Linked DNA regions of Mus musculus: regions 1 and 3 are each linked to region 2. A link is a contact called in ENCODE Hi-C or POLR2A ChIA-PET data. All regions are on one chromosome and are shown on one strand. Each heading gives the region's core, a stretch centred on a gene start or an enhancer-like site at or near the end of the contact. The rest is flanking DNA. Distances are from core to core; before and after follow the strand shown.

Evidence for each region. A loop is a pair of places that touch in the nucleus more often than their neighbours do. ChIA-PET counts read pairs that join two places held with the same protein, here RNA polymerase II (POLR2A).
Region 1: POLR2A ChIA-PET joins it to region 2 with 58 read pairs in embryonic stem cell. The contact joins the enhancer-like site here to the promoter of Zfp961 in region 2. POLR2A ChIA-PET finds 5 or more read pairs at or near these places in 4 of 5 experiments (Patski and embryonic stem cell).
Region 3: a map of left cerebral cortex shows a loop between it and region 2 (3-fold over the local background). The contact joins the promoter of Zfp882 here to the promoter of Zfp961 in region 2. A Hi-C loop is called at or near these places in 4 of 37 maps with a recorded cell type or tissue (gastrocnemius, heart and left cerebral cortex). POLR2A ChIA-PET finds 5 or more read pairs at or near these places in 3 of 5 experiments (all embryonic stem cell).

Annotation. Positions count from the first base shown.
Region 1 is chr8:71,987,293-71,991,425 of GRCm38, forward strand. It overlaps Cyp4f18 (cytochrome P450, family 4, subfamily f, polypeptide 18), which reads right to left. Exons shown (of 13, transcript NM_024444.2): 10 at 2,569-2,702; 11 at 2,415-2,479; 12 at 1,768-1,850; 13 at 1,190-1,445. The coding sequence ends at 1,268. Among named protein-coding and RNA genes, the nearest start is that of Gm51535, 15 kb to the right of the region's middle. Within about 2 kb of position 1,304, at least 1 of the 3 ENCODE cell types and tissues checked has a DNase peak (open chromatin) inside an H3K27ac peak, as active enhancers do.
Region 2 is chr8:71,949,141-71,953,095 of GRCm38, forward strand. Zfp961 (zinc finger protein 961) reads left to right here and starts at 1,926. Exons shown (of 4, transcript NM_001164581.1): 1 at 1,926-2,020. The coding sequence starts at 1,955.
Region 3 is chr8:71,906,058-71,910,376 of GRCm38, forward strand. Zfp882 (zinc finger protein 882) reads left to right here and starts at 2,549. Exons shown (of 3, transcript NM_001166645.1): 1 at 2,549-2,681. The coding sequence starts at 2,679.

The DNA of each region.
Region 1 (4,133 bases), core at 54-2,553, 38 kb after region 2:
GCAACAACTAGACTTCCCATTCACAGCTGCCCATTGTTAGGTTAGTTGGACTGTTGTGCCAGGGAAGGGTTGAACTCCCAAAACACAGACATAAGCCGATCACAGCAGGGTCTTTATTCTATTCGAGCTAGCTCAGGCCCCTCCAATGCACCATTGTCACTCAGGAAGGTTTTGGTGGTGGAGGAGCCTTGAATATCTATCGGGGCAAGGCTTAATAGTAAGCAGCAAGGGGGTGGAGTGTGCAAGCATCTAATTGGAAAGCTGCTGTAGCCTTTAACACAATTGGCTGGTGTTGGGAACTATATTATAAACCTAATTTCTGCTTCCCTCTGCATTGGTGATCATTGAGCAGGGAGTGGGCTTGTAACCTGGGGTTGTAGGTTTGTTGGGAGAATAACCTGGAGACGCTGGTCTTGTGGGGATCAGCCTAGAGACTGGAGCTAGGCTCGGGTTTTGTTGGTGGCAGCTTGGAAACTAATGCTAGGTACCAGCCTGTCAGTTGACCTGAGTTGAAACTTAGGTCAGGTTCTCTAAAATGGAGTCTAAACTTAAAAGATTTGGCCTCTCAGGACTACAGACTGTAAGTCATTCCAATAAATCCTCTTAATATATAGAGACATCCCATTGTTTTGTGGCTTTAGAGAATCCTGACTAATTCGCATGCCCAGTTGCTGTAATGCTACATCCTCAAAAGGTAAGGGACTGTGGCGATTTGAATGAGGATGACCCCTAAGCTCATGTCCTTGCTCTCACATTTGGTGGAAATGTTTGGGAAGGGTTAGTAGTCTAGCTATGGTGGCCATTCTTGGTTTTCATTTGACTACATCTGTAATTAACTAAAACCCAAGCTGTTTGGCACATCTCTAAGGCAATTTTCTTGATTAGAACATTTGAGGTGGGAAGAGCCACCTCTAATCTGAGCCACGCTTTCTTGTCTTTTTTTTTTTTTTTTTTTTTTTTAATTCAACCCAGAACCCAAACCTAGTAATGGCGCCACCTACAGTAAGGATTAGGACTGATCATTCCACTTCAGTTGATTTATCCAGATTATCGCTCACAGGTGTACCTTGCCTCCTGAATGACAATATTAATTTTCATGTCCCTTAAATCCCTCTACCACTCAAACACCTTTCATGGCTCCCTGTGGCTCACATGAGGCATGTAACCTGGATGTTTGGTGAGGCTCAGACAAGGTGACAAGAAAATTTTATTCCTGGAAAGGCACAGGTGGGTGGATGGATAGGAGAGTCCCACGCCAGCTCAGAGATCACTGCGCGCCTGCGCTGAGCGGCTCCACTTTCAGCCACAGCCCGCCTTCTGCGCGCAGGATCAGCTCCGGCTTCCTGCGGGGCTCCTTGTCATCCGGCAGAACGCGGAAGCGCAGCAGAGTCAGCGCCAGAGCTACTTTCATCTCGCTCATGGCGAAAGTCTGTCCTATGCAGTTCCTGCAGGAGGGCGGGGTGGGAACTCTGACTGTGCCCAAGACCCTACCCAGGACCAACACAGCACTAGAACCTGGCCCGAGTCTGAGGTTTCTGGGACCACGCAAGGACGTAGACATCCTCAGAGCCAAGCCTTGATCAATAGCCGAAAAGGCCAGGGCGGGATTCTGAGCACAGAGGACTCTTCACCTTCCCCTCCCTGGTTCCCAAACCTTTGCACAATTCTGTGCAGGGAGGTAGGGAGGAAACGCTAACCTCCAAAAAACCCCAACTCCCCCGTCCTCACAGTCAGCCCGAGGCCCCTGCCCCTCAGTCCTAGCCTCACCTGGGCCCAGCCGAGAAGGGAATAAAAGCCAGGGGTGACCTGCCCTTGACGTTGTCGGCATCAAAGCGGAAGGGGTCATAGACCTGCAGGGGACATGGAATCATGGCGGGTGAGAACCAATTGCCAGCGTAGCCAAGAGCAGAGTCCTCAGTGTGCATGGAAGGTCAGAGTTGATTTATCTACCTCCTGGGATGCAATGAGGAGTAGTCGTAAACCCTGGATTCCATCCCAGCACCAGCATAAAACTGATGGCTGCAAACCTGTCAGCAGCAGGAGGCAGGAGGATCAAGGGTTCTGGGTCAACTCCTGTGTAAGGACTTCCAGGCTAGCCTGGGATACCTGACACCCTGCTTCATAAAACCCATGACTGGGGCTGGGGAGGTAGCTAAGTTGAAAGAGCAATTACCTAGCAGGCACAAAGCCCTGGATCCCATCCCAGGCACCACATAAACCAGGCGTGGTTCTGCACACCTCTCATCCCAACACTGAGGGGGTGGAAGCAGGAGGATCAGAAGTTTATGGTTATCCTTGGCTACAGGTTAAGTTGAAGCCAGCCTGAGCTACATGAGACCTTAGCCAACAAACAAACAAAAAGACCGTCCTCTTGAGAATCCCAGCCTATAACAAAGAATTAAGAGGGACAGCACCTCCGGGTCTGGCCACACAGCTGGATTGTGATGTGTCCCGAAAATACTTATTCGGCTTATGACACCTGTGGGGGAAATGAAGCAATGAAGAACTGCTGCAACCTGGATCCACTGTCTGCCCAGAACCTTCCCTCCTCCCTGATGTTTCGGGCACCTTTAGGGATGACCCGACCATCTGGGAGCACAATGTCCTGAGTGCAGCATCGGGAGATTGCAGTGACGGGAGGATGCAGCCGTAGGCTCTCCTTAATGCACATGGTGAGGAATGGCAGCTGGGCCAGGTCGTCCCTGAGGGGGGGGGGAATAGTTAACCAGATCAAAAATGAGAGAACTTCAACTCCTCTGTGACCCAGTGAAACCTCCCTGTTTTAAGTGCTAAGATGGATGAAGTACATGAGAATTGGAAAAACACAGGCTGACCAAATGGTTCAGAGAGGAAAATCAGCTGTCAGTAAGTCTGAAAATGAGTTCAATCTCCAAGAGAGACATTAATTAATTAATTAATTAATTAATTAATTAATGTAATTTAAAAACAAAAACAGAAACAGAATTCCCAACAATGGAAAGACAGAGACAGGAGGATTATGAGTTCCAGTCCAGCCACAATGGTACTCTTGTCTGAAAAAAAAAAATTCATTATTAATTAATAGTTGGTTAGCTTACTGACTAATAGTTTAATTGTGTCATTCTTAATGACTAACTTATTAATTAATCGAAAGCTTTTTAAATCAGATAATTAAGAGTACCAAAGAAAGGTTAGCCAGGCGACTTTAAAATGTTTATCCTGAGGAAACAAAAATGTAATGCCAATGGTATAAAAGTTAACAAATGGTCAGGACAGCTGGCTCAGTGTTTAAGAGGACCCGAGTTCAATTCCCAGAAACTACAGGCAGCTCACAACTGCCCCGTACACTAACTCTATAGGCTCTGACTCACTCTTCCGACCTCTGCAGACTCTGCACTCACATACAAATACTCCCACACATACACATATATAATTTTAAAATAAAAATAAATGTTAATTTAACAAGTTGCATAAAAATTATTCATTCTGGGAAAAAAAAAAGAGAAAGAAACCAAAATACAAAACAGTAGAAAGAAGATAGCGAGATCTAAAGCTTTGATTTTGTCATCACTGCACTAGAAACACTAGAAATGCAACTAGCCAAGGTGAGGCAAAGGAAGGAAGGAATGCCGCTTGTGGTGTAAGGGTGAATGTGCCATTTCAACAGAGAGAGGCATTGCAGGTGGTGGTTTTGGTTCTGGTTTGTGTCTTAGTTAGGGTTTTACTGCTGTGAAGAGACACCATGACTAAGGCAACACTTATAAGGACAACATTTCACTGGGGCTTGCTTACAGCTTCATAGGTTCAGTCTGTTATCATTATGGCAGGAAGCATGGCAGCATCCAGACACTATGGCACTGGAGGAGCTGAGAGTTCTACCTCTCATTCTGAAGGCAGCTAGTAGGAAGCTGGGACAAGGGTCTTAAAGCCCATGCCTACAATGACACACTTCCTCCAACGAGGCCACACCTGCTAAGAGTGCCACTCTCTGGGCCAAGCATATTCAAACTACCACAGTTTAGTTTGGTTTTGTGGTACTAAAGATCTAGCCTGTGGCCTTGTATATTCTAGGTGAGTAGTCTACCACCAAGCCACATATACAGCCCTAGGCAGAATCGATGGGAAAACATTAATAACTAATGAGTGAATGATGT
Region 2 (3,955 bases), core at 676-3,175:
CATTCCTGTAAGCTCCAGTATACGGAAGAGGGTCATCAGTGGGTTGTGGAATTTTATAATCTTTCCCCTGGGATTTCAGAGGCACCCACAACCTGTTTCCTATAACATAAACTAGACCCTGTGAAGTCATAATAGTGACTGTCTCCTTCCTGGGAACACTACTTTCATTTGCCCTTTCTTGGAAAAGAGTCTTTTCAGGAGTTTTAGCAATGGTTTGTTAAGTAGTCATGCACAAAGAAGAAACAAGATGAGGAAGAAATTAGCTATCCTGAGGGCAAACTTGTCCCCAAGGAACTCAATGCCCATAATTAGCAGGAAGTAGCCTAGTGATGTTGCCCCCTTTCCCTGATATCCTTTTCTCTCTCTACCTAGTGTTAGGGGGTTGATAGGGTGAAAAAAGTGTATATAAAGGAGTGGAAGAAAGAAGAACCTACAAATTAGCAAAGACAGCCTCAGTAGAGATTTTTCTAAAAGGTATCCCAAGGGGAAATGAGAGGGTATGAATGACACCATTCCCATAGATGAGCGAGAGATCACAGTTACATCTGTCAAGGGCACCCCCAAGACTCAGAGAGGACCAAGAGAAGACCAACCGATAAGTAGGTCATTATCACACTTGATCGCCTGAGGAGACTCAGTACCTGAAACTAAAGCCAGGGGTGAAGCTCAGGAAGGAGGTCTCATCTGCAGGACAGGGTTGGGGGAAAGGGCCAAGCATAGCTTTAAAGACTGTGCCTGGTGGTATCTCTGCAGTCTCTACTCCTCAGGGAGACTGCTGCCCTTCAGATGTTCTTAGAACAAGCCCCAGACCTTAGGAGCATGGAGACCACTGACTCCATGATGGAGTTGACATTTGGTCTGTAAAACTCAGCACATAGACAGCACCACCTGCCAATCAAAGCCTATAGTTCTGGGAAAGTCTCTAAATGTACAAACCTTGGTTTTTTGGCTTCTATAGTTTTGCTTCTGGCTCACTGATCTTGCTAACTGAAGCATGTTGACCTGGAATATGGTTTTTGTGTTTAAGAGCTCACCCTGAGAAAGGCCCTCAGTACTACAATAGGATCCTTAACATCCAGTGTAGTTGCCAACCAGTTAATAAAGACATTCTATTGGCTTAAACCATGTCCAAGCAATCTTCTCTGGCTAATATCCCACAACATTCTGATTAAAGAGCAATTCTGCTTCTGTAGTTGCCTATCTACTTTCTAATTATTTCCAAGTCACCTCTACCAGTCCCAATTGAACAGGGAACCTTATCAGTAATGCTACACAAAAGGAACACAGGATATCTGAAATACATCACAGACCAAGCACATAGTGGCCTTAGAAATGATATCCACAGCCCTGGGTTGTGGGGGTGGGGTGGGGTTACAGAAGGGGTTGGGGGTGAGGGACTTACTCGCTTCTCTGGACACAACCCGGACCTTGTCAAGTCTGACCCTGGCCTTGTCCTTTCATCTGGCCTTAGATTAAGAAAGCTTTACATTGGCTAGCCCCACAACAACTTTTATAGTAGCCGGCCTTGAACTCCAAATCCTCTTCCCTCCATCTCCCCAGTGCTGGGATGGCAGGTTGTGTGTGTCATCACACCCAATTTTCCGCGAATAAATCTGGCTTTTCTTGTGTCCTTTTTGGAAACAAGGTCTCCTGCAGCCCAGGTTAACCTCTCACTAAACAGTCTAGGATTAGCCCGCAACTCTAACTCACTCGTTCACCTTCAGCCAGGCGCACAAGCCCAGTCAGACCTGAGCCTGCTGTGGGGTGCCTCTGCGAACCCCAGACCTGAACATCAGTTTCCGGACTATGTTGAAGGCGATAGGTCGCTGGTCCTGTCTATCAGGGACTCTAAAGCCAATCGGAATCGCTCATAGCAGAGCCGTCCAATCAGCAGCGGGAAGCCTCTCGGAGGCCGGGCGCCGCCATTTTCGGCGCTGTCCTTGGCGGCTTAGCAATGCGCAAGGTACGCGGCAGTGACACCCGCCACAGCGCAGCTCAGGCAAGACGAGAGTGCACCATGGTGAGTGCATCTCAGAGACGCGGGTGGGAGCGGAGGGCAGAGGAGTGGCGGGCTCTGCGCAGTCGGAAGCTCGGGACTTGCCGAGAGTTTGCAAACCGACTCTGGTGCCCTTTTCCAGAGCCCGCAGCCGAACCGCAATGTAAAAGGGGATCATGTATGCTTGTGTTCAGGGGTAAAATGGAAAGGACTATGTAGGGTCCCCACGGAGTTAATTTGCTCTTTGGGCTGGTTTTGTGGGGTGTTTTTTTTTTTTGTTTGTTTGTTTTGTTTTTTCGAGACAGGGTTTCTCTGTGTAGCCCTGGCTGTCCTGGAACTCACTTTGTAGACCAGGCTGGCCTCGAACTCAGAAATCCGCCTGCCTCTGCCTCCCAAGTGCTGGGATTAAAGGCGTGCGCCACCACGCCCGGCTTGTGTTCTTTTTGATGTTTTAAATTTACACTTATTTATCGAGGTGCCCATGGGGCAGTAATCTGAGTCTGGTCTCTCCTTCCACCTTGTGGAACCTGGAGAACGCCAGTCTAAGGCTTGGCAGCAAGCGCCTTTTCAGCTGAACCATCCCACTAGCCCCTTCTTTCTTTTTCCTTTACTACTTTTTATAAAATTGCATTTCCTATGTGAATATTCCCAACCCTGTATAGCCACCAGCAGCCGCGGAGAACTGGGTTCCTGAAAAGAAAGCTGGGGCTGGATGCGAAGGACAGACGAGAGAGGAATGAAACAAAGACAGAGTTTCTGAGCAAGGCCCAGTGTTTAATTCTTGAGTCTGGTTTTTAAAGGGAGGAAACCCATCCCCCACTTTGCCAGGATCTCATCAGGAAAACAGGCTCAGCTGGTAGTGGCTTCTTGCAGGAAGCTGCAGCTGCAGCTTCACCTAGGTCAGAAGACCCTACCCCAGTTGGGCTAGCCAGCAGTGGCAAACAAGGTCTGCTTTAGCCTGCTCAAGGCTGGGGGAAGGGCACAAACCTGGTGGGACCATGTGTTTCTAGGATTCGAGAAAAGCAACATATATATGAGCTTTTGTCCCCCAACAACAACAAAAAAAAATCACATCTTCTTGGAAAAATTTACCTTCAGTTACTGTAGGTTTCTCCTTTTCCTGGTACACCACAAACAGAAGAGGTGGGGGTAAGAGGCCCACTGTAACCCCCAACTGACCAGTACTACTTCATAACTTGTGTCTGGACCCTGTAACAGCTGTCTTGCTTGTGGACAGAAACAAGGACCCAGTCCCACAACAGAAGTGACACTTTGAGAGCAATCGAAGAATAAATAATACAGAGCATATTAGCAGAAAAAACACAGCTCAACAAGGAAGACAGGCATAGTTTATTGAGTGGCCATGACTGGAACCCCCAAACAACCCTCTATGTCTCGCTGTGGACACATGAGTGGTGGTGGAGGCCTTTAATCCCAGCACTAAAGAGGCAGAAGCAGACAGATACTGATTGTGAGGCCAGCCTAGTCTACAGAGTGAGTTCCAGAACAGCTAGGGTTACACAGAGAAACCCCACCTTGAAAATACTTTAAAAAAAAAAAAAAAAGGAACAAGAGTCAGGAAGTGTTTATCAAAGGTGTCAGTGGGCCTCAGGTTTAAAGCAAGTGTGAACTCAGTCCTGGAGTTTTCTGATGCTGTATGTAACATTCTCAGATATTCTGGGTTTGATGTAAGCTAGTGGTTGACTAAGAATTGTAGGATTTTTTAATAATTTCAAGGGGCCAAAAAACAGCCCTCAATAATTTAAACTCTCCATAATCTTTTGAGTGGACCCATGTGGGGACATGGGAACTGAACCGAGGACCTCTAGAAAAGTAACGTGCGCTCTTAACCACTGAGTCATCTCTCCAGCCCCTTAAGATGGTCTCACTATGTGGCCCTAGAACTGAAAAAGTATAACTCAAAAGCAAAATTCTAGACCTTTAGGCCCAGGCTTGAGA
Region 3 (4,319 bases), core at 1,299-3,798, 42 kb before region 2:
CAGAAATCTGCCTGCCTCTGCCTCCCAAGTGCTGGGATTAAGGGCATGTGCCAACACCCCCAGCAGTGTATCTGGTTTTATGTGTCTTTGATCTACTTGGACTTGAGCTTTGTACAAGGAGATACAAATGAATCAATTTGCATTTTTTTTACATGCCTACCACCATTTAAGCCAGCACCATTTGTTGAAAAGGGTATCTTTTTCTCCTTGGATGGTTTTAGTTCCTTTGTCAAAGATCAATTAACCATAGGTGTGTAGGTTCATTTCTGGGTCTTCAACTCTATTCCATTGATCTTCTTGCCTAGCTCTGTAGCAATATTATGAGGTTTTTATTACAATTGCTCTGTAGTAGAGCTTAAGGTCAGGGATGGTGATTTCTCTCAGATGTTCTCCTATTGTTTGGAATAGTTTTTTTTTTTCTATCCTGTGTTTTTTGTTGTTGTTGTTGTTGTTGTTGTTGTTCCAAGTGAATTTGAGAATTGCTCTATCTCTGTGAAGAATTGAGTTGGAATTTTGATGAGGCATTGCATTGAATCTGTTGATTGCTATTGGTGAGATAGCCATTTTTACTATGTTAATCCTGCCAATCCATGAGCATGGGAGGTCTTTCCATCTTCTGAGATGTTCTTCGATTTCTTTCTTCGGAGACTTGAAGTTCTTGTCATACAGATCTTTCCATTGAATGGTTAGAATCACACCAAGATATTTTATATTATTTGTGACTATTGTGAAGGGTGTCATTTTCCTAATGTCTTTTTTAGCCTGTTTATCCTTTGAGTAGAGGAAGGTTTACTGATTTGAGATAATTTTATATCCAGCAACTAACTTTGCTGAAGTTGTTTATCAGCTGAAGAATTATCTGGTGGAATTTTTGGGGTCACTTAAGTATACTATCATACTTAAGTATACTATCTTCTGCAAATAGTGATATTCTGACTTCTTGCTTTCAAATTTGTATCTCTTTAACCTCCTTTTGTTGCTCTGGCTAGAACTTCTAGTACTATATTGAATAGATAAGGAGAGAGTGGACAGTCTTGTCTAGTTCCTGATTTTACTGGGATTGCTTCAAGTTTCTCTCCATTTAGTTTGATGTCGGCTATTGGTTTGCTATATACTGCTTTTACTATGTTTAGGTATGGGCCTTGAATTCCTGATCTTTCCAAGACTTTTAACATGAACAGGTGTTGTATTTTCTTGAGTGCTTTTTCAGCATCTAATGAGATCATCATGTGTTTTTTTTTTCTTTGAGTTTTGTTTATATAGTGGATTACATTGATGGATTTTCACATGTTGAACCATCCCTGCATCCCTGGGATGAAGCCTACTTGATCATGGTGAGTTATTGTTTTGATGTGTTCTTGGACTCAGTTTGCAAGAATTTTATTGAGTATTTTTACATCAATATTCATAAGGGAAATTGGTCTAAAGTTCTCTTTCTTGTTGAGTCATTGTGTGGTTTTGGTATCAACATAACTGTGGCTTCATAGAATGAAGTAGGTAGTGTTCCTTCTGTTTCTATTTTGTGGAAGAGAATTGGTATTAGCTCCTCTTTGAAGGTCTGACAGAATTCTGCACTATTTATTCATTCATTCATTCATTCATTCACTCATTTTTATTTTAAACTAGACAGTTCTGGAAATGGCTAACTCTGGAGTGCTTGTTTTCGTTCCAGTTAGGTAAGGATTCTTTATCGTGTCACTGTAATATCCAAAATAAATTCAAGACTACCTAGTACCTTCCCCCTTCAAAAGGACTTTCCAAACTGTACTACCAGGCCAAGTACAGAGCCAGATAAAGAAGCTGGCTGGCTAAACAAATATAGAAACATAGTTTTAACGGTCAAAATGACTAAGCTTACAGCTGCCAGAACAAGATTAACAATGCCCCTGCCCTGCCTTACACTAAAAACCACAAGGACAGACAAAATGAGAGTCACCCTATACAAATCAACCAATGTCCAAAAAGGTTATTGGCTACACCAATTAAAATAAGCCAAACTACCCTGGTGCCTAGATCCGGCCCTTACAAAGGTAATAAAAAGTGTGTTCCTTTGTTCTGGATCTCTCCTCTGGCCTGGTGCTGAGAGGGTGTTCCCCAACATGTTGGACAAGTAAAATCCTCATGCGTTTTGCAACGATGGCGGTCTCTGTGGTCTTTGTAAGGGTCTTTTGACAACATACAACATCACAAGGGGCTCTGTGTATGGGTCAAGAGCACCAGTGGGAAGTTCCTTAACTCCATTTTTCTTTCTGGTGCCAAAGTCGCTAAACTGTACGGTCAGCTCAGGGAGTGCTGTATTGTTCTACCCTGCAGTGTAACATTGACCCTCCCCAAAACAGTTATGAGATAAGTGATCCAATCAAGACTGGGGTCAGGCAAAGCGGAAGAGCATCACCGCCATCTTTCTTTCTGGTGCTACCATAGTTGCGACTCTGTTCTCAGTTGAGTGCCAAACTGTTCAGCTTCAGGTTTCTCATGACCGTCAAACCCAGTATCAGAGTCAGGTCGCTGGAGGCCCGGAGAACAGAGCGGAAGTTCTTCACCCGCCATCTTTCTTCCTGGCAACGCCATTGTCACTGCTCTCTCAGTCCAGTCCGCTGAGGGAGTTTGGGGTCGCTGGACCTCAGGCCGCTCCACCCTGGAGCCGCGTGAGGCTGCTTGAGGTCCGGAGCTCAGCTATGGTGAGCATCGGGGATGCGGGGAATGCAGGCGAGTCCCTCGGTACGGGAACCACGGCAAAGACTGCAGCTGCGCGCGCGACTCCTGGACTGCGCGGCCAGCTGTGTTGGCGGTACGGGAGCCGCGCGGGGGCGATGTGCCGCTGCTTTGTTTTGCCTAGTAGAACCTGATTTCCCAGTCTTTCCGGTCCATGGGAAGCGGATTCTGGAATCCTTGAATGTCTTCTCCATCCAAATGCTTTTGTTGTTGCTGCTTGATTGACAATTGAAATCCCTCGGTTCCCAGGCCCGTCCCCACATTGCCAAACTCACTGGACCGGGCGATCCACAGGTCCCCGTGAGCAACATGGGGGTGCAAGGAGTGTGGCCATCTGTGATGCAGTTGGGCGGTTTGTAGGGATTCAACTTCTTTAATGCTGAGACATGACTTTATTTGAAAGGACTGTTAGAAATAGGGAGAAGGCCCGAGATAAAAAGTGTGAAACGTGTCAAGCGGTGGCTAGAAGAGAAGGGCTTTGCTTGGAGGGATATGTCAACAGTATTAAGGTACGGGTTTGATCGTGCTTAATAGTGTTTTGTCTTTTCTGAGCAGCCAGTCATTTTCAGGCAACAAGTGAACAATTTGTGAATTGGTTTTTCTCTAGGATCAGAGTCTAGTTTCAAACATCATGTAGAAATCCAGCATTAACACCATTATTTTATTGGTGCTTTCTCTGGTATATATTTTTGGCACCTTTGTTGAGAATCAGTTGGCTGAACGTATGGGCTTATTTTTATTTTCTCTTTTCCAATGGACTGTACATCAATATTTATGACACTACTCTGTCGGGTTTTGCTTCGTTCTGTTCTGTTCTGTTCTGTTCTGTTCTGTTCTGTTTATTTTCATTACAGATCTGCACAGTGTGCTCTTTTTTTGCTGAGGATATCTTGGGCTCCCCCCGGGTCTGTTGCACTGTCATAGCAATTTTAAGAACTGTTGCTAGTTGTGTGTAAAATGTGATTATTTAATGGAAATTTCATTGAATCTGAATTACAACTTTGAATTATTTTAGCAATATTGATTCTCCTAATCCATGATCATGGTAGTCTTTTCTAGTGTCGTGTTTAATTTCTTTATTTTTTTTAATTGAAAAAAAATTCACACAATATATTCTGATTACACTTTTCCTCTCCCCAACTCCTCCCCAATCTCTCCACCTCTCTGCCCACCCAACTCCAAATCCTCTCTTTCTTTCTCTTTATTTTTTTCTTCAGTGACCTAAAGCTGCCTTTGTAGAACATTTTCTCATCATCATTTAATTTGGGCATTTTAGTTTATGTGTATAGGCATTATGACTTTCTAACAGTGTATCTCTGAGATAGTTCATTACTTGCTGAGAGAAAATATACTGGCATTGTGTGTTGATTTTGTACCCTTGCTAAATACTTTATAATATAAGCCTTTTTGGTGTAATCTTTTGGACTCTCCTTAGTTTTCTCAGATATGTGTTACTTTTGTTTGTTTGGTTGGTTGGTTGGTTGGTTGGTTGGTTTTTTCGAGACAGGGTTTCTCTCTATAGCCCTGGCTGTCCTAGAACTCACTTTGTAGACCAGGCTGGCCTCGAACTCAGAAATCTGCCTGCCTCTGCCTCCTGAATGCTG